2 separate regions of the Homo sapiens genome follow, and region 1 is linked to region 2. Evidence: chromatin contacts called from ENCODE Hi-C or POLR2A ChIA-PET data. All regions are on one chromosome and are shown on one strand. Each heading gives the region's core, a stretch centred on a gene start or an enhancer-like site at or near the end of the contact. The rest is flanking DNA. Distances are from core to core; before and after follow the strand shown. Region 1 holds the start of DCAF7 (DDB1 and CUL4 associated factor 7). Region 2 overlaps METTL2A (methyltransferase 2A, tRNA N3-cytidine).

Region 1 (2,930 bases), core at 249-2,748, 1.1 Mb after region 2:
AAAAAAAAAGAGGATTTCTTGGCCAGATGCGGTGGCTCACGCCTGTAATCCCAACACTTTGGGAGGCCGAGGCTGGAAGATCATTTGAGGTCAGGAGTTCGACACCAGAATGGCCAACATGGTGAAACCCCATCTCTACTAAAAATACAAAAATTAGCTGGCTGTGGTGGTGCACCCCTGTAATCTCAGCTACTCGGGAGGCTGAAGCAGGAGAATCACTTGAACCTGGGAGGTGGAAAAATCATTTATCATTAAAAATTATATTTAGTGCCCAGAATGGTGGCTCAAGCCTGTAATCCCAGTACTTTAGGATGCTGATGTGGGAGGATCGCTTGAGCCCAGGAGTTCGAGATCAGCCTGGGCAACATGGAGAGATCTCATCTCTACAAATAATAATTTAAAAATAGCTAGGTGTGGTGGCAAATGTCTGTGGTTCCAGCTACTCCAGAGGCTAAAGTGGGGGAATCGTTTGAACCTAGGCAGTCCAGGCTACAGTGAGCCCTTATCACACCAGTGCACTCCAGCCTGGGTGACAGGGCAAGACCCTGTCTTTAAAAAAAAAAAAAAAAAGTATTTAATGTTATCATCCAACAATTCAATACAAACCTCCTTCAATTTTGATGAAAGCTGAGAATTGGAAATAATTTATATAAAGGTGTCATTTGGTCTCTGGCCCTTCCCCTTTTCCAACTCACAGGCACAGATACCTTTGGGGCTGGATTAGCATTTGCGTTGGGATCCACGGCGGGAAGGGTACAGGATGGGAACTGACAAAAACAGAGCCAAGCTGGTCGGGTCGGTGCCTACCCCAGAATTCGGGGACATTTCTAGATCCTGCAGGAAAGCGCGGGAGGGCCTGACTCAAGCTGGCCTGGCCCTGAGCGCATCTGCGCGCCCGAAGCCTGTCCCTGAGGCACGGAGAGAGCAGCTTTCGGGTTAAAAGGGCCCTGGGAAGAGATGGGGCGGGAAGGTGGTACCCGTTGGGCGCAGGCCAGGCTGCCAGGCCGCAGGGCTCTGTCCCGCGAAAGTCAGTAGGTCTTCCACTAAGGCAGAATTGTACTTTTACTCGACAGCGTGGAGAGGCCGCTCAGAACAGCAGCAGCGGAGGGGAAGTCAGCGCAGGTCACAGACGGTTTCACTCTCAGAGACTTGGCCTAGAACTTGGAGGCCCGCTGCTACAGCACGCTCGCCTCCAGGCCACCCACGCCCCCACCACCCGCACTGAGCCGTTATCTGCCTGACTGACATCTTGGCCAACCAATGACCTTTGGGGCTGCCAAAGCGCCTGCCTCCGAGAGTTGGGCGGGGCGAGTAGTTGCAATGACAAACATTTAACCCAATAGCGAGGAGATTTCAGACGCTACGGCCGCAATAACCAATGACAAGAAAGAATCCTTTCGAAAGGACGTGTCAGGCAACCAACGGCCGGTGCCGCTGCGGGGGTCCGGCGGCTTCCGTTCCGAGAGGGCGGGGCGGCGTCCCAAAACGGAAGGTGGTTGTCGTCCGTTCCCAAGCTGGTTTGAAACTAGGGGTCGGGCTCGGCCGTCGTCGTTGTTTGTCGCCGCATCCCCGCTTCCGGGTTAGGCCGTTCCTGCCCGCCCCCTCCTCTCCTCCCTTCGGACCCATAGATCTCAGGCTCGGCTCCCCGCCCGCCGCAGCCCACTGTTGACCCGGCCCGTACTGCGGCCCCGTGGCCACCATGTCCCTGCACGGCAAACGGAAGGAGATCTACAAGTATGAAGCGCCCTGGACAGTCTACGCGATGAACTGGAGTGTGCGGCCCGATAAGCGCTTTCGCTTGGCGCTGGGCAGCTTCGTGGAGGAGTACAACAACAAGGTGGGCCGGGCAGGGGCTCGGAACCCAGCTGGCGGGGAGCGGGCCCCGGGAGCGCCCTTTCCGGGCCGGAGCCCAGGCCTCAGAACCCTCTTGCGGACTCGCCCTAGGGCCACGGAGCGGTTCCTCTGTCTGGCCCTGTGCTGAAGGTTTCGTACTCGTTGTCTGTCTCCTTTAATCCAGGCAGCATTCTTGTGTAGTCGGCAGTGTAGTGGGGAAACTGAGGCACGGTTTTGTGACTTGCCTGGGTCAGGCAGCTATTTCGGGGTGGAAACAGGTCTTAAAACCGGGTTTACGCCCCAAAGATACTCCATTTATTCATCCCGTGCTCTCCACTCCTGCCGCATTGCTTTCGTTGGTGGGCGGGGAAGGGAAGAGAGAGTGATAGCTGTGAAGGAAAATGCAGGCGCTTCTATTGGTGGTCGTGCACTCCTGGCCACACTAGATTTCTATTAAGACGATCTATTGTACAAGCTTCCCCGCCCCCTACTCCCACCCCCCCCGGGTACTCATGGATCCTAGCCCTTCTGCCAGAATTACTGTTGCTCTTGCTTCCTGATATCCATTCTCTCTAAAGCAATCTCTTTGGAAATCTTGGCCTGTGGCATGATCCCGCCGTTGTTTCCTGAACACAGAAGGATGACAGGGCCTTATCTCTTGGCTTGTTTCGTGCTAGTACAGTTGTGTGACCTTTAGTAGTAAGTCTTGCTGGACATACATCAATTTGAGAATCCTTTATAGAAGCACGGTGTAGTAGGGGAGCTTTTAAACTGGCATTGCAACAAACTCATTTTTGAAAGTTGAATAAGTCAGTTGGAAGAATTTTCTTTCTTCCTTTTACTCAAAGTTGTGAATGATAGCGATCAGAGCAACTGAAAGCTGTGGCTAGTGATATTTAAAGCCACTACTCCTGCTTTATGCCATGAACATCAGATTTAAGAAGAGTAAAACTGGCCGGGCGCGGTGGCTCACGCCTGTAATCCCAGGACTTTGGGAGGCCGAGGCGGGCGGATTACCTGAGCTCAGGAGTTCGCGACCAGCCTGGGTAACACGGTGAAACCCCGTCTCTACTAAAATACAAAAAAAAAAAAAAAAA
Region 2 (3,087 bases), core at 29-2,528:
GAGCTCAAGCAATCCTCCCACCTCGGCCTCCCAAAGTGCTGGGATGAGCCACTGCGACTGGCCCCACTTAATGGGTTTTCAGAGGTGGGAGCAAAGAATGAAGGGAGGAAGAGAGCTCCCATCTTTTCCATTACTGTATTTACTTAAAACTGGAAAAAACTGAATCACTGGGATGGTATTTCATTTATCTTTTGAAATGAAGAATAGATACATTAATTTAAATGATTCTCTAAAGACTGTCCTTCAGCATCCCTAAAGCATTTCAACACTATAGGCACAGTTTTTATTTTATCTTTCTGGCACCTGGTTTGGGCTTTGGGCTTAGATTAAAAAGACGAGCCTTCTCCTGCCCCTGCTCCCTTTTATTCTCTGCCATCTGCTAAGCTCGACTTTTTATCTCTCAGGCCAAATTTGACTCTGCAAGGGACTTTGCATAACGTTTCATCCTCAGAATCGCTAATGATGGGCAGAGGACTGTTACATTTGTTGGGAGGGATTAAAGTATATGACCTCAGTGCCACTTAAAAAATAAATACTGTCTCAACTATGAGTCTGGCTCTGAATGGTATCTCTTAATATGCTTAATGCAAGAATGGTGGGTCGGGCGTGGTGGCTCATGCTTGTAATCCCAGCACTTTGGGAGGCCGTGGCTGGCGGATCACCTGAGGTCAGGAGTTTGAGACCAGCCTGGCCAACATGGCAGAACCCATCTCTACTAAAAATAAAAAATAAAAAAATTTAGCCAGGCATGGTGGTGGGAGCCTGTAATCCCAGCTACTGGGGAGGCTGAGGCAGGAGAATTGCTTGAACCCAGGAGGCGGAGATTGCAGTGAGCAGAGATTGCACACCAGCCTGGGTGACAGAGCAAGACTCCATCTCAAAAAAAAAAAAAAAAAGAAAGGTGCTATGCGGGGCTGGAAGGTGGCTCCAGGTGTGAAGCTGCTCAGGAAGTTGTGTGGTTTCAGTGTGAATCTAACAGAAGTGTTTCTGAAACTGATTTACCTTTCTAAGTCGTGTTAATTAGGGTGAGAGATAAATTCAATGTTGTTTGAAAAATGAGAGACAGTTTGAGACAGATGCACTGGAGCTATTGGAGTGAAACCATGTTCCTGAGGGCAGCGATCACCCTGAAAGTGGGTTTTGCACTGTGAAAGGGATTCATCTCCTGGTCTTGCAGGATTCATGCAGAGCCTGGCCTCTGTTAATGCTATCAAACCTATGTACAATGGGTCAGCCACCTCTTTTCATATAAGTTCATATTCTCTTGGGCTCTGGTAGGAAAATTAGGACTTGGAAACTTAGTGAGAAAGGGAAAATCTAACGTGCTAAGACATCCTACTTGGATGTAATTGATTCCTATCTTTGCTTAAAGACATACTTTAGTAGGAGTAAGGAGTTCTCTCTGTGGCTTAAAAGATGAGCTCAGGACAAGCAGTTTCTTTCAGTCTGTTCACAAAGGCCTGTTCTTTGGTTTGTGGCTGCAGCTGCTATTTTCAGAGCCTGGCTGCGTTGATGCGTTGCAGATTTGTGTGTGCTTCCTACTTTGGTCTACAGGTTGTGATTTGGGAACCCTGGTTAAGAGGTAGAAGAAGTGCTCATGGTGAATTTCCCAGGTGAAAACACTGAAACATTGCATCATGACTGCCTCATTTTATTTAAATAAGTGTCTTGGCTCAAGGTTGGACATTGTCTCTGTAGCCAGTGAAACACACTCCATGACCAGGTTTCAGGACAAATCACCACAGTCCGATTTAATACCCCACTGGGGACCCTGAGACATGGTAGCCTTGACTCCAGCCTCAAGCTTGGCATCTTTACCCACAGATGAGCCTCACACTGCCTTCATTCATTCATTCTCTACTTCCATTCTCTGAATTTGGATTTTGCCATTAAAATTTAATGTTATAGCCAGGTGTGGTGGCTCACACCTGTAATCCCAGCACTTTGGGAGGCCAAGATGGGAGGATCGCTTGAGTCCAGGAGTTCAAGACCAGCCTGGGTAACATAGCAGCATCCTGTTCATACAAAAAAATAAAAAATTAGCCAGGCGTGGCGGTGCCTGCGTGTAGTCCTAGCTACTCAGGTGGCTGAGGTGAGAGGATCGCTTGAGCCCAGAAGTTCAAGGCTTCAGTGAGCTGTGATCACACCACTGCTGGGTGACACAGCAAGACTCCGTCTCAAAAAAGAAAAGAAAAGAGAGAGAGATAGAAAGGAAAGAAGGAAGGAGAGAGGGAGAGAGAACGAAGGAAAGGTAAGAAAGAAAAAGAAAAGTAGCCGGGTGTGGTGACCCATGCCTGTAATCCCAGCTACCGGGGGAGCCGAGGCAGGAGAATAGCTTGAACCCAGGAGGCTGAGGTTTCAGTGAGCCGAGATCACGCCACTGCACTTCAGCCTGGGTGACAGAGTGAGACTCCTTCAAAAAAAAAAAAAAAAAAAAAAAGAGAGAGAGAAAGGGAAGAAGGAAAGAAGGGAGGGAGGGAGGAACATTTATCAGCAGTGGCACGCTTGAGAAACCCTCTAAGGGTGAGCAGAATGGCGAGGGCCCTGAAGAGCCCTGCTACTGACAAGCCCCCGTCACCCTCTTCAGCCTTGCTTCTCATTACCCCTCAATATTTTGTGGACGATTAAGGCCAACATTCAATCGAGCTCATTAAATTATGAGTTTCTGACAGGGTGCAGTGGCTCATGCCTGTAATCCCTTTGGAGGCCAAGACAGGTGGATCCCTTGAGGTCAGGAATTCAAGACCAGCCTGGCCAACATGGTGAAACCCTGTCTCTACTGAAAATTACCCAGGCATGGTGGTGAGTGCCTGTAATCCCAGCTACTTGGGAAGCTGGGGCAAGAGAATCACTTGAACCCGGGAGGCGGAGGTTGCAATGAGCTGAGATCCTGCTATTGCACTCCAGCCTGAGTGACAAGAGCAAAACTCTGCCTCAAAAAATAAAAAATAAAAAAGGCCAGGCACGGTGGGTCACGCCTGTAATCCCAGTACTTTGGGGGTCCAAAGCAGGCAGATCACCTGAGGTCAGGAGTTCAAGACCAGCCTGGACAACATGGTGAAACCCCGTCTCTACCGAAAATACAAA

The links. Hi-C counts contacts between places; a loop is a spot of excess contacts on that map. ChIA-PET counts read pairs that join two places held with the same protein, here RNA polymerase II (POLR2A). Pooled maps may share reads with other maps.
Region 1: a loop to region 2 is called in a pooled map, with 3 times the contacts of the local background. The contact joins the promoter of DCAF7 here to the enhancer-like site in region 2. A Hi-C loop is called at or near these places in 3 of 50 pooled maps. POLR2A ChIA-PET finds 5 or more read pairs at or near these places in 2 of 52 experiments (BJ and activated naive CD4-positive, alpha-beta T cell).

The regions. Positions count from the first base shown.
Region 1 is chr17:63,548,979-63,551,908 of GRCh38, forward strand. It overlaps DCAF7 (DDB1 and CUL4 associated factor 7), which reads left to right and starts at 1,499. Exons shown (of 7, transcript NM_005828.5): 1 at 1,499-1,837. The coding sequence starts at 1,700. It also overlaps a transcript of KCNH6 not described here. RefSeq lists enhancers at 429-1,413, 713-1,102, 1,543-1,622 and silencers at 1,773-1,822, 1,843-1,992.
Region 2 is chr17:62,452,838-62,455,924 of GRCh38, forward strand. METTL2A (methyltransferase 2A, tRNA N3-cytidine) reads left to right here. Exons shown (of 9, transcript NM_181725.4): 9 at 1-548. Among named protein-coding and RNA genes, the nearest start is that of TLK2, 24 kb to the right of the region's middle. Within about 2 kb of position 1,279, at least 3 of the 41 ENCODE cell types and tissues checked have a DNase peak (open chromatin) inside an H3K27ac peak, as active enhancers do.